Linked DNA regions of Homo sapiens: region 1 is linked to region 2. Evidence: chromatin contacts called from ENCODE Hi-C or POLR2A ChIA-PET data. All regions are on one chromosome and are shown on one strand. Each heading gives the region's core, a stretch centred on a gene start or an enhancer-like site at or near the end of the contact. The rest is flanking DNA. Distances are from core to core; before and after follow the strand shown. Region 1 has its middle 30 kb from the start of LINC02881. Region 2 has its middle 100 kb from the start of LINC02659.

Evidence for each region. Hi-C counts contacts between places; a loop is a spot of excess contacts on that map. ChIA-PET counts read pairs that join two places held with the same protein, here RNA polymerase II (POLR2A). Pooled maps may share reads with other maps.
Region 1: a map with no recorded cell type shows a loop between it and region 2 (7-fold over the local background). The contact joins two enhancer-like sites. A Hi-C loop is called at or near these places in 4 of 37 single-sample maps with no recorded cell type and 2 of 50 pooled maps. POLR2A ChIA-PET finds 5 or more read pairs at or near these places in 1 of 52 experiments (BJ).

Annotation. Positions count from the first base shown.
Region 1 is chr10:44,259,130-44,266,442 of GRCh38, forward strand. No RefSeq gene overlaps it. Among named protein-coding and RNA genes, the nearest start is that of LINC02881, 30 kb to the right of the region's middle. RefSeq lists enhancers at 1,524-3,708, 1,697-1,756, 2,767-2,846, 2,947-3,076, 5,401-5,460. Within about 2 kb of position 2,682, at least 6 of the 41 ENCODE cell types and tissues checked have a DNase peak (open chromatin) inside an H3K27ac peak, as active enhancers do.
Region 2 is chr10:44,008,815-44,015,980 of GRCh38, forward strand. No RefSeq gene overlaps it. Among named protein-coding and RNA genes, the nearest start is that of LINC02659, 100 kb to the left of the region's middle. RefSeq lists enhancers at 2,003-2,082, 6,377-6,876. Within about 2 kb of position 2,130, at least 5 of the 41 ENCODE cell types and tissues checked have a DNase peak (open chromatin) inside an H3K27ac peak, as active enhancers do.

The DNA.
Region 1 (7,313 bases), core at 1,432-3,931, 250 kb after region 2:
TTGTTGTTTAAGCCTCCCAGTCTATGATAGTTTTGTAATAGCAGCCTGCACTGAGACAGCATATGCTGTTTCCTCTCCTCTTCCTGCAGGGGATCTTTGGAATGGGGGAAGGGGACCAAAGAGTCACCCTGCCCCTCGACATCAACCAACAAAGAGAGCACAGATGAGAGGAAAAACAGGTTTGTCAACAGATCCCCCGCTCATGGGGATGAAAAGTCACATAACTTCCCAGACTGTTTCCACACCTTTGAAATGAGTACTAGGTTGTGCCTGCCAGAGAGCACAGGGCTCCTGGGGCCCAGGGGGAGGTCCTCTCTGTAGATGGCCTTTGAACCTTGGCCCATTTCTTTCACAGGATGGCTCCGGGATTGAGGGAGCATGTGACGCCAGATTCACAGATCACCTGGTATCAGCCATGTGTAGGAGAGGACTAGTCCAGCAGCTACTCACTCCTTGGGGCAGATGGCTTCCTGGGTGTGCATTTTCATGTTGACCCACGGCTTCCTCAGCTGGCTGAGACCAGAGTACTCACAGACCTGGGAGATTGACACATGGTGCCAGGTGGCCATGGAACCTCCTTCCTGGATTCAGGACTCCCTCAGCGTAAATCTGGGAAAGCTGTTCCTGGAGCTCCCGGCCCATGAGGGTGATGCACAGCCTTCTCCCTAAGCCTCATGGACTTGGACTTGCTGTGATTCCCACAGTGACCTCATCAGCCCCTGTCACAGGAACAAAATATGCCAGCACCGCCCTTGACTTTATAGGTCCTGGCAAGGTGGGAGACACTTGGTTTTCACAATGTCTTGGTCTCCTTAAATTCTAGGGGAGTTGTGCCAAAAGGTGGCATCACTGTCCACAGTCCAGGACTCGGAGGAGGTTACTTCACACACTTGCCAACTCAGGTGTGTGTAGAACAATTGAGGTAGTGTTCTAAGCTGTTTCTGTGTATTCTCTCAATCCTCACAGCATCCCAATTAGGTAGGCGCTGTTATCTCCACATTTTGCTGATGAGGAAACTGAGGAACAGAGAGGTTGAGTAAATTATCCCAAATTACACAGCTAATTGAGAGAGCTTAAGGCTGTCCCAAATGACAGTGATGGCTCCCAATTGCTTCAACTTGTTATTCAAAATTATGTCTACCATACATTTTCTCTTTCTCTCACTGACAACTTACTAGCCATCAAGTTAGAAATTTGAGAGAAAAATAAATAAGATAGAGGATTTTATCATCCTTTCACTGCACATCCTTTTAAATCTCCAAATCAGAGTGGAGGTGTTGGGGGCAACCTCGGGTCAGGGGGAGCAGAGGTGTGACATCCGGAGGGAATTCAGGGGGAATTCCCAGCGAGCAGGCCCATTCCTCCCCAGATGTGCCTATTTGGCCCAGAAGCAGCAGAGCGTGTCCTTGTGGGAGTTTCTCACCTCCTGCTGGAAAGCCCTGGCCTATACTCTCCTGCCTGCGCCCCGCAGACCCAGCCTGAGCCCTGAGATGGGGATGGGCTGAGCTCCTCTGTAGGCAGCCGCAGCCCATTCCCATAGATACAGAGGAGACCCAGTGGGGAGGGCTCTCACCCTGCCGCCACCACCAAGCCTGTGCAGCTGGGTGCTGAGGGCAGGCCGACTCGGGAACCCACACATCCAAACAGCCCCGGGGCGCACTTGGATGGGTTCCACACCAAGAGCTGCTGAGTGCAGGGCGGACTGGATGGAGCAGAGATGCCTCAACAGCATGGGCTAGAAGTGGGCCTGACAAGGCAGAAAGAGGCTCATGGGGTGGGATTAGGGACTCCCCAGCCAGGCCCAGGGCGTCTGTGTACAGTGAGAGGAATGGCTCCCACTGTGAGATACAGGCTGGCCTCAGAAAATCAAACGCAGATGGGAAGGAAAGTGGGGAGCAGAGGGTGGCTCAGAGCCAGGACTTGGGTCTCTCCCAGGACTTGGGTCTCTCCCAGGGCTTCTATGGGAGCCTCTCCCGGTGCGTGGGCTAAGCCCTGTTCCATAGCAGTGATGAGGGAGGGACCAACCAAGGTGTGTGTGCCTTGGGGCCCCCATCTTGGCACCAAACCTTGAGGACATGGTCTCCCCTGCATCCCTCCCACACCCACGTGTGCCCTGGGTTCAGGTGAACAATGAGTGCAGAAGCCTAGTGAGCTAGAGAACCCTGCTCTTGGAGTTGTCCCTGCAGTCCCATCAGGCGCTGCGTATCAGAGCTGCACACCTGCACCAGCAGAAGGAACAGGACCCCAGGCTGCAGTGAGCAGGCGACCTCAGCGCCCTCTTCACTGAAGCACTGGAGCCTGGGCGGGTTTCCATCAGCGGAGTCAAGTAATTGAGCTCAGATTAGATTAAACCCAGACGCATCCCGTGTTTAGTGCCAATTACTCACGGCCAGCAGAGGCGGGCAAGGGGTCTGGACTGTGTCACGTCGTGCCTTCTTGGAGGCTGACTGCTCCCTCCAGCTCAAGGTGAGTTGACCCGAAATACCAACAGTCGTGTCGCTGGCTGTGTTTCACCTCCACCTGGCACTTTGCATGGATCTGATGCTGCTCAGGTGGGCGGCTCCTCTGCCCCCTGTTTACAATGGGGGTCAGAGCTTTGAACCCTCTGTCCTTGCCATCATTGGCTGGGCTGGCAGCAGAACAGAGGCCCACCTTGCACACCTCACTCACCCAGGCACAGGGCACAAGTGGGCATCTGGCCCCTGCATGCCCTCGGGAATCCCCATCACTATCTGGAGATTGCCACGTGAGTGAGGCGTGGGAGGCCAGGCAGGCAGGATGTGGGGGTGCTGCGATTTGTCATCTAGTGCTGAGTTTACAGCTTGAGAAGAAAACAACCCAGATTTAAGTGCTTTACTTCCTACTGGGAAATGGCTTGACTGTAGCCATGGCCTTAAGCCCAGGGCCGAGAAGCCCCAGCTGCACCCCCTTGGAGGCTGAGAGTGGCCTTCAAGCCAGCCCCAGCTCACAGCCCAGCTTGAAGGCACAAGCAGGGACAAGGCCACTGCAAGAAAAGCAATGAGTCCAGAGAAGGGCATTCAGGCTGGAGAGCTTGGCACTTGGAGTAGAATGAGTTATGAGTCTGAACCAGGGAAAACACTGGGGAGAAACTTGGGATGAAGCAGCAGGGCACTGGGTTGAGACTGGAGGTTTGGGAGGATGGCTCAGCGCCCTTACAGAGGTGGAAGGGATCCAGTGGTGACCACAGCATAACTGGGGGTGTGACAAGGCCCAGAGTTGAGCTCTGCCTGTGAAGATAGAGAGGGGAAGAAGGCACCTTTGCTGGGATTTCTCTTCTCATGTTTCGATGCACCTTTTTCCCATGGTTATTAATTACTCTTTTAGTGAATAAAGGCTGTGTATTAGTTATTTATTGTTGTGCAACCAGTTGCCTTAGAAAATAGCATCTCCAAACAGAAAAAATTGATTATCTCACACAGGCTTTGAGGATCAGGAATCTGGGAGCAGCTCACTTGGGTGGTTGTGGCTCTGGTTTCTCAAGAGGTTGCAGTGAGGACGTCGGCTGGGGCTGGATCATCTGCAGGCTCAACTGGGGCTGGAGGACCTGCTCTCAGGATGGCTTCCCTCATGGCTGTTGGCTGGAGGCCTTGGGTTCTGGATGACTGCTAATAGGAGACCTCCTTCCATCCATGTAGACTTCTCCACAGGGCTGCTTGAGTGTCCTCACTTTATGGCAGCTGGCTTTCTCCAGAGCAGGAGATCCTGATGACTTCTGAGATGGTTCCCTACATTCCATCCCCTGGCGTACACACCCTGTGCAATCCCCTTCCCTTGAGTGTGAGCTGGACTTACACAAATGGTGCGATCTCACCCCCATGATTATGTTACATTATACAGCAGAAGGAATATTACAATCAAGATCCGTGATCAGTAGACATTGGGTTAATCAGAAGTATTATCCTAGGTGGGCCTGATCTAATCAGGGGATCCTTTAAAATGGATCAGAAGGATTTGAAGCCAAGGAAGTTCCTGCTGACCTTGAAGAAGCGAAGGGTCATATTATGGAGGGTTCCAGGTGCCAAGACCCCAAGAGCAGCCTCTAGGAGCTGAGAGTGTTCCTAGCCCCTGTTAAGCTTGGCAGAGGGCCCCAGACCTCAGCTGAGATCTCAGTCCTGGCCAGCACTTTGATTTCAGCCTTGTAGGACCCTGAGCAGAAGACCACCCATACGGCACCTGTGATCTAGAGAACTGTGATATAATACATTTGCGAAGTTTAGAATAAGTTCCTGGTAATTCATCATGCAGCAACAGAAAATGAATACACTCATTCCCTGAAGTTGCACCCCATCACTTCTGCCTTTTCTCTGTTTGTCAGAAGTTAGTCACTAAGGCCACCCACATGTCAGGGAAGGGGTCTGCCTATTGAAGAGCGTGTTCAAGAACTTGTGGACTTCCTTTAAACCAACACAGTCTGGACAGTGCGTGTAGTGGGACCGTGTTAATACACCCAATGTGGAGATGAACAATGGCTAATCATTCTAACATCTAGAGTGAATTTGCACAGGGTGATAATGGACTTACGTAAGGCAAATGAGCATTTTATTTTAGGAAGTGACAATCCCAACTACAATGTCGTAGGTTGGTGCTTTTTTTTCCCCTTTTGATGTCCCCTTGCAAGCAATCTACAGAGTAATTGTGTAGATACAGGAGGAAGATGGAGCATTTCTGCCTTTAATTTGAAAGTTATGATGCATTAATCAGCCCCAGTCTGAGCCTTGCAGGAGTGCTAAATTTGGGATGCATTAGTAAGCATCTTCCAGATGGGGTGGGGGAGGAGGACATGGGTGGAGTTCAGATGACAACCCACAGGCAAATCTTTTGGGACACTTTTAACAGGAAAAGCTCACTGTCACCAAAGCTACATTCCACTTCTGAGCCATAAAACAGTTCTTGGCTCTTGGATTAACCAGTCTTCGATATTTGCCATCATGTCAGCGTTTGAAGCAACTGGGAGTTTTCTGGCTCTGCTTGGTCCATGAGAGATCATCCGATACAAGCACAAATGCTGGCTCAGGATTTCTTTAATTCCCACAAAATTTTCTCCTACATGGCTACACAGATGAAATGAAGACACCTTTAACTCCCCCTATTCAAGCTCTGCCTTTTGTGTTCCTAAGAGCTGTGGTCTGGGTGGGTGACGGTGGCTCAGAGAGCCATCACTGTTATAAACAGAGGAGGACCACATGCCTGTGACTTTATCTTCCCAAGAAGGAGAGAAGAAGAGAAAAAACAAACTGGATAATTTAAGAACGTGTCAGCAATTTGGCAAAAGACAGAGAAGTGAAAGAGCCATATGAGTTCATAAATAAGTCACAGATCCCAGCTGGATTTAGTAAAAATCCCCAAAGGTTTTGTGTACTGACACCAGTCAGGTTGGTTTCATTTCATCTTAGCTTTGGCTGGAGGCCTGCGTGAAGCAGGATGGATGGGGACATGAGCAAACGCAGGTTGTGGTAGAAAGGAAGAGTCCCCTCCCAGAAGGCCTCTGAGCCAGAGGTGCGAGTCAAAAGGAGCTGGGCTACCTCTTAGGCTGCCTAGACTGCATTTCCCATGGAGTCTATTAACATGGTTGCATTTTCAAAATGATGATGGTGAGGATAGCAAGTCTGATGGCCAAGTGTCCCAAGACAAAAGTGCTTGGGGACAGGGAATGCACTTGGGTTGGGGCTAACACAGTACCTTTTTTTTTTTCTTTCTTTTTGAGACAGCGTCTTGCTCTGTCTCCCAGACTGGAGTGCAGTGGCACAATCTTGGCTCACTGCAACCTCTGCCTCCCAGGTTCAAGTGATTCTCATGCTTCAGCCTCCCAAGTAGCTGAGACTACAGGTGCGTGCCACCACACCTGGCTAATTTGTATTTTTATTATAGTAGAAACGGGTTTTGCCATGTTGGCCAGGCTGGTCTTAAACTCCTGACCTCAGGTGATCTGCCCGCCTCAGCCTCCCAAAGTGCCACCCAGGATCTTGAACACCTGTGATCCCTCAATCTGAGTCCAAAGGGAGCTGCTCCTGCTCAGTGCACTGACCCTTAGATCTGGGTGCAGATGGAGAGCTGATGTCTCTGCAACACCCTGCTCTGGCCTCTTCTTCTGTAGGTCATGGTGTCTGTGTACTAGGGACACAAGAAACACAGGAAAGACATCATCTTGCATCATGGGCCATCTGTCTTCTGTTGGAGGCAAGTTTCTCACCTTCGGCACAGAGACTCCCAATTTTTGCCACTTTCTCAGATTGGGTAGAAGAAGATAGGAGGTGCCCACTGAATCCCTGGAACTTCCTGAACTGAGCTTGGAAACTGAGTGGGAGCTGAGACTTGACCCAGACTGCTCCATGGACAGCAGGTGTCAGGAGGAGGCAACCAGTCTGCAGCCCTCCTCTCCTGGGCCATGCCATGAATCCTCACCTGAAGGCGTTGTGCTGAGTTAAGGTAGAATGTGCATGCATTTTATCACTTAATCCTCACAACAATCCTAAAAGGTAGTGATTATTCTTGTCTTCTTTACAGATTAAAAAGTCAAGCAGCAAGTTGTCTTGTCCAAGGACAGAGGCCTACCTAGTAAGTGGTTGAACCAGAACTCAAGCCCAGGCCTTTCACTCTCACACTCTGGCACCCTCATATCTACACACTCCTTGAAACAGTACTGTGGGTCTTTGGCCTGAGGAATCTCTGGGGACAAACCCAGCAAACAGATCTTGAATTGGCCCAACAGGCACACACATGGGTCAGAGCTGCATGGAGTAATTCAGTCCAGGTGACTTAGCACCTGGCAAAGAGAAACAAAACTTACCTGGGATCTACTCACTGCTGCACTTGTGTGTTTCAAGGCAATTGTTTGTGTGGGTTGTGTTTCTGACACTCCTCTAATATCCAATATCTGACGTCTGTCCTCAGTTACATCAAGGGGTGTAGTGGGTTGAATAGTAACCCCCCAAAGTTATATTCTCATCTAAACCCCAAGACCTGAGAATATTACCTTATATAGCAAAAGATGTAATTAAGGACCTTGAGAGGAGGAACGTATCCTAGGTCATCCAGGGCCCTAAATGCCATGTATCCTATAAGAGGGAAGCCAAGGGAGTTTTGATCCAGACCTGCACAGGGGACAAGGCCCTGTGAAGACAGAGAAGGCCTTGGAGAGACATGGCCACAGCCCAGGAGCACCACAGAAGTTGCCAGAAGCTGGAAGAGGCCAGGAAGTCCTTTCCCTAGAGCCTCAGGCAAGAGCACAGCCAGGCCAACACCTTGACTTCAGACTTCTAAATTCCAGGCCTGTAAGATAATAAAGTCCTGAT
Region 2 (7,166 bases), core at 880-3,379:
GCAAGCTCTCTGCTTTTAAAGGGCTGGTGTAATAGAGCTCAGGGCTGGTGGGTTAACGGCATTACCCTTATTAACCACCTCATTTAATTCTCACCCTGGTGGGTTGTATCTCCCATCTGAGAAAACAGGCTCAGAAAGTTGTTTCTTGCCTACACTGTCAGCACTAGTGAGCGCACAGAACCGTACCTAGGTTCATTTGATGCCAAATGTTCACCCCAACAGAGGGAGGATAAAGAAGGAAGAGAATGGAGGTTAGAATGAGAACCAGTGAGTGTGCGGCCTGCAGTCAAAGTCTGTAATTGTCTCTCCTGTGGCTTGGCCAGGACAGTCCCGCTCATTAGCTTGTTTGGCCAACAGTGGTTTCTAATGAGGGGACTTGGGAAGATAGAGAGAAAAATAGCAGTCACGTGGTAAAAGTGTTAAGGTTTGTAGATGCAATGAATCAACACAGGGAGAAAATAGTCAAGTTGGGAGAAGAGAAATCACTTCCCCAACATTCAAGCTTAACTGATTTGCTTTGGGTTCAGCCTTCCACTCTTGAGTCCAAATACTACATCATGTCTGAATGTTCCTGTCTTGAAATGGTAACCTAATAATCTTCCCAGTCCTCAGGGAGATGGAGCATTGTTTGTTCCCTTCACCTTCTGCCCTTAGAAAGCACAGTCTTTTGGAAATTATCTTTGGCTCCTTGGATTTAAGCACTGAAGGCACTGCAGCCTTGTCGTGGTTCAGAAAGAACGCACGCTCTCCACGGGCCTGTTCGGCCCCCACTCCAGGAAGATGCCACTTGGCCTCAAAATATTAATGTTGGTGGGTTAAACTGGACCCTTAACCTCCTTTCCAAGTCATAACGGGTATGCAAACAGAGGGGTGGTCCTATGTGAGCTGGAAATAATGTTCTTGGCTGCCGCTTCCTTCTCTTTCTATTTTAGTCCTCAGGGACATGGCTTTTTTGCTTCTTTGAGATTTGGGAGTCTTGAGGTTTTATTGCAAAAAAAAAAAAAAAAGAATTCTGTGTGGTTTTAGAAGGCAAGTCACTTTTGAGTAATTTAAACCCTCATTTATCTAAACACGGAGGCTGAGGACCTCTTAGCGAACTGGGTCCCATGTTATAAAACTTTTGGCAAAGATTTGTCATCTATCCTGTGCTCTGCCCACACTCTTACCTAGCAAGTCCCGTCGTCATCTTTCCAAGCCAGTTTGGTCCTGCTGGTTTCTCTTCTTAGGTGTGCATTTTGTGCATGTATGTGCAGATGCCTGTGCACATGAGCGTGTGCTATACAGGAGGTCATGTTACAGAGAGCAGAGGCTGCGGCTGTTTACCAAGCCCTGCAGCCAGTGAGGTTCAGGGATAATTAAGAGAAATCTCCCTTGGCAGAAATGTGCCTGCTTGGGTCTGCTTCTCATTTTGGACAATTGGAAAAGGCAATCACTCAAGTTTTATTGATGCCAAAGAGTTTTTCACAGTCATCAATATGGGTTACAAAAATGAAGTTGTTGACATCTTATTTCTGGGGTTTTTTCTTTCAGATAATTGTAAGCCCTCAAGCATCATATATTCTGAAATAAGGCAGTTCCACCCCAGAACATAGCATTTTCAATGCACTACATGCAATTGATCTTACGGACATTCTGCCAAATTCCTGACCAATCATATCCATCTGTATCTATCAAGCGCATTCAGAGTTCTCTCGCTGCTGTAAGACAGAGGAAGAGTAAAATCTAAGAGTAAAGTCAGAGTAAAATCTGACCTTGATTTTACTCCAAGAGGTGTGAGATAAGATTTAAATTCTACATGACTGCTTTTAGCTATTTCTTAACATGATGTATATTTTGGGTATTAATTCCTAGGGTGTTGTAGAGTTTAGCTTGCTCCCTTAAGCTCCCTGTTAGTTAGGTCTTCTGGACTGCTTTGTTTTTACTCTTGGACCAACCTGGGCTGAGGCTCTACTTGGGAGCTCAGTTCAGCAGCTGTGAGCCCTGATTATCAGCTCTCTAGGTCCTAGGAACTCATTCGAATATCTGCTAGGTTTCCCAGCTTCCACGGGCTGGAAGAGGACATCTTTCCTCCCCATTTGCAGAGAGACAGCAGCCCAGGACTGAGCTCTTGGCAGCAGCCCTCTGTCCCTGTCATAGAAGGCCAGGCTCTGTGCCCAGATGATCATGATGGGGCATAAGGCTGGCTTAGCCAGTCAGGGGCTGCCCTCTGTGAGCTCAGAGGAGACTTGGGCAGGCCTTGGTGCCTGCCCCTCATGGCATGAGGAGCCATGCTGATCTCATGAAGGAGGAGCCATTTCCCCCAGGTCAGCTCCCTGAGGGCTCAGACCTGAAACCAGGTGCACAGGAAGCTGAGTCACTAGGGGCCAACACAGTTGCTCTCAGCCCTGGGGAACGCAGGGGAGCTCATTACAGCTGGCAGAAGTCCTCACCATAAAAGCAGAGGTATTTACTAGCCCAGGAAGGAAATGGAGTGACCCATATGTAGTATTACCATGGAGGAACTCTATGAAAGTCACAGTTTTAGCCATCTTTTGTTTAAGATTAAAGAGCTAAGTAGAATAATGGAATAAGTTGAAGGTATTTGTCAGGCCACCGGGATGATGTCATTTGCTTTCTGTCATTTCTAAAACTGGAGCCAATTTCAGAAACTGAAGCCACCCCTTGCCAAATTATCCTCCTCTATTCTAGAGGGTAAATACTATTCTAGACTGCTCTTACCAATCTCCACTGAAATCCATGTACACATCTATAGTTCCTTTTTGTGGAAAAGAAGTCAAAGTTTAAATAAGTTTCCCAATGCCACAAAAGAGTTAAACAATCTGGACATTTTTCTCAGACCACCTCCTCTATCATCCATCTAAAAATGTGCTTCTCCCTCCAGATATGTGCAATGCTGCAATCAGTTGCCATGGAGACCACACTCTGGCCCTGTACCCTCAACAGCATGGTTAAATAAGTGGTAATGTCAGACCTCTCAAAGCATCTTGGCGGCCCCAATCCAGGTCCCAGAGCTCCAGCCAGCACAGGCCTGGCCAGCGTGGGCACCGGGCTGGGAGCTTGTGGGAGCCTGGGTGGTCTGGTGCATCCCTGGCCAATGTTTAAATGCTGACTTCACGTGTGGGGTTGCCCTGGTGGGTTGCGGTAGAGACACTCCTCCCATGAACTGCTGATAAGAATGAACATTGTAAAAGAAACAATTTGTAACTGGCTATGGCAAACTCTTCTTTGCCATGGGTCTGGATTCATGAAATACAACATGACCCCAACAGAGCTTTAATGTGTTCAGGAGCTGGTTGTTCTTTACCTTCCTCTTGCCCCTCTAATGAGTGATTACCTGCATGCCCATACCCGCTGATGCCCAATGTACACACAGCTAGAAGTATAAATGAGTGCGTTGACCACCGAAGGTCAAAAAATATATATATATTTTTACATGATATTGCTATAAATGACAGGACTGTGGGTCTGAGCCTGCTGGAAAGCAGCTGACTTTAGGTATTCTGTCAGTGGCCTGTTGGGAAAGCCCTGCCCAGCTGGGTAGCTCCATATGGCACCATATTGACCAGTTGCAGTGTCTTTCTTCTGGATTTTGAAAATGAGACACACACAGGGATGTCAACATTGGGCCAGGGTGAGCCAGATGACTCACAGAGAGGGTCTGTGAGAAGACGCCTTTGGATAGCAGGGCGTGTGTGGGCTCAGGGGCATTTGATTGGCAGCAATCAAACGGGGATGCAGAGATGAGAAAAGTCAGATCTCCATGTGGGGTACAGGGCAGAGTGCAGAGCACACTTGCCCAGGATGGGGTGAAAGATGCCTCCTTGCAGTTGGCCTGAATTTTAGATATTTTTCATTGGTGGATGCTTTTCCCTCTCATCTTGACTTCTCTCTTAGGATGAAACCCAAAGCTGTCCTCACTTTTCCTGCCAGACAGATTTCCTTAAGTGAGCCATGTGTTGGTAATGAAATCCTGAACCCACGCGGGGTTAGACAGAACCAGCAGTGCTTGATGATCTATCAGATGTGGGTGAAGACAGAACAGAGCAAGGTATGACATGGTGCCCAGCCTCTGCTTGGCCACAGCCATGGAGGACCGGGCGAGAGAGTGCAGAGAGCGAGGTGGTGCTAATGTGCCCTGAAAAACAGTTTCTGACCTGCGTGATGATAAAATGAATCTGAAGTGCCTTTCAAAATTGTTTATTCTTCCTCCCTTTGCTGCTGTTTCTCCTCCCCTTTCCTCCTCTGCTTCTCCTCTGCAGGGCAGCACATCCATTGAATGTCTTATCAGCTTCCCTGGTGTTTTCAGGGCAAACAGGCCCCCTGATCCATCTCTTGAAGGAAAATCTTTGTTATGACATTTCTAGCTCAGAGCAAGGCATGCTCGATATAATTAATTGGCAATTCCTTGGGATGGAAAAGTTCTGCCAAAAATGTTCTGAGTTCAGGGTGAGCATGTAAATCCTTTCTGAGCTCTGATCTGCAAGCTTGGGGGCAGGAGATCACAGAAATTAATGATTGGCATCTTTTCTGCAGTCAATTTCCCTCTAAAGGTCAGCAGTGGCAAAGCACACCTGGGAAGCAGAGCTTTGTAGAACCTGATAAGAATAAGCACCCCGTGCAGTGTCACTACATGCCACGCTGTCTGTTCTAGCTCATATGTGTGCTAATCCATTTGCTTTTCACAGCCATGTGAAGAGGTACTTTTAATATCCCATTTCCTGGATGAAGAAACTGAGGCACAGTGAGGATAAATAGCTTGCATAAAGACATAGGATGGGAAAGGGCTGGGCTGAGCCTGTGGTTCCGGTCCAGGCTCTCGGGCCACCACACCCCATCCTGCCTTTCTGTATCTCTGCATCTTCCATTGCTCTTCATCTGATGAGCCCTAGGCTTGATTACACCTAGATTTCTCTCCATACTGCAGCCAATTTGAAATTATTTTCTTTAAGTTTTTAGGGGGAAAATACTTTCCTATAGAATTAACCAATAAGGAAATCCTGTTCAGAGAGGACCCTTGCATGGGTTTGCAGCATCAAGGGATTGCTGTCTGTTAGGGTGAAGATGTGGCTAAACTTAAAGCCTGTCTCCTGGAACTAATACTCATCTAGAGGGGTGGGCCCCTCCAGTGCTACTGTGCCCCCTGCAATGGTACAGGCTCAGCAGTTGACACAGGGCTGCTATAGGTGCATGAGCCCATCTGATCTGCACAGGAGTGCAGTGTGCAGGACCCAGGGTGGAGAATTTGGGATTGCACCTTCATCTTCACACTTCCTTTTCCCCTCCCCTTCTCCTTTCCCTCCCTCCCTCCCTTCCTTCCTTCCCATTTTTTCTTCCTCTTTTTATCATGGCACATACATGCTCTGACTACATGCCCCATACAACTCACTGAGCTGACATGTGCTCAAAGACACCAGTCTGCTAAGTGTAGATTGAGGGCAAATCCTTTCTGAAGCCCTCAGGTCCTGAGCTGGAAGCTACCACTTGGCTGATGTAACTCCAGGTGTCTTCTTTGCTCATTACGAGTTGCACAGGCACCTATGGCCTTTTTACAGGGCCTGCAATTGGCTCCAGCTCCTTCCCTGAGGTTTTACACCTTCAGGGACAGTTGAGCTCTTGCTGGCTCATCTTGCTGCCTGAGTACCCAAAATTTGGTGCCTTGAACTGATTTCTGATCCATCAGCTTCGACCTTTAGCCCAGGTGCCGAAATTTTGTTTTCAAAACAGAGCAACCTATAACTCCATCCTGTTTGGATTTTTTTAAACTGTTACTTCTTATTCTTACATAGCTCATTTTTCCCCCTTCAAGAAATCCTTATTCTTCTAAATTATTCTAAACTCTACCAAATTTTCACCCCATACCCTAGAGTCGTAACCCTCCCTCCTCATAGGCACTCACTAAGGACTAGGGACATAGTGGTTCAGCTTTTCCAGGAAGCCGAGGGTTCCTGGCTGTGCCAGGAACCTGTCCTGAGTCTTTTGCCTCTGAATCACCTCTGCTGTGATGCTCCATCCAGGAATGAAATGATCCCAAAGCGGCCTCGCCGCCTCGTCAGAACTCGACTTGCTCGGTGGGGATGAGAGTGGAATGGAGAGCCGTGTCCACTTCTCTTGCCCTCAAGATGCAACACCTACTGAACCTGCAGCTTCCCCATTACTTGGACACCCAGCCCCCTGTGAATTCTCCCCACTCCGCCCCCACCTCCTACCAGGCGCCTCTTTATCTCCGCCTGCGTCAGCATCCGGCTGGCTCTCCACTCAGAATGTGGTCTCTCTCTGCCTCTCCAGCCCCACCTGTCCCCGGCACCCAGGCTGTGTCCTGGGGCTCTGCGCTCTGGCCACCCTCACAGTGACTGTCCAGGTAGGGTTTAGTGGCAGGCCCAGAGAAGGAGAATGGCAAACAGAAATGCCTCCTCAGTGTCCTGTGTGCTGTCTGTCTCCCCTGCTCTGGCCCACAGTCTCCCTGGGGCCAGGAAAGCACCCGCCATGCTCATCACTGTCCAGTGCCAGATGAAGTGCCTTGTAGGACAGTCTCAGGCATCCCTACTGGCCCGACCACCACTGACCAACCACCCACAGGCGTGCCCACTGTGCCTGCCAAGAAGTGTGCACACATTATCTCATGAGCCCTCTTAAAAATCCTCTGAAGAAAACTTTGTTCTTATTTCCATTTACTAATGAGGAAACAGGCTCAGAGCAACTGAGGAAGTGGCTCCTCAGCCTCGCTGATCAGCAGAATCACCCTGAAGCTTTTGGAATACAGATTTCTGAGTTTCTTTCCAGACTTCCTAAATCAACATTTCTAGAGTCAAAATATCTGTAATTTCCAAGAGTTCACCAGGAGCTTCTGATATCAGTGGAGTTTGGGGCTAAATTAATTATCCAGCCCCCAAAGCTAGTAGGAGAGAAAGGCATGATTTACACCTGGGCGTAGCTGGCTCTAGGACCTCTGTCCTCCTGCTACAGAAACCAGGGAGTGACAGCCTCTCCTCCTGTTCTTGGAGAAGTGGAGCCTCAGGGAGCATCTGGCCATACAGCAATTAGCTGCAAGGCAGACATTAGAAGCCACATCCTTGACCCTGGTCTGTGGCATATCCCATTCTCTGGCTGCCTCAATGCGTTTATATCCCAGGCACACGGAGAATATTGGCTGCTCTGGAAGCCAGAAT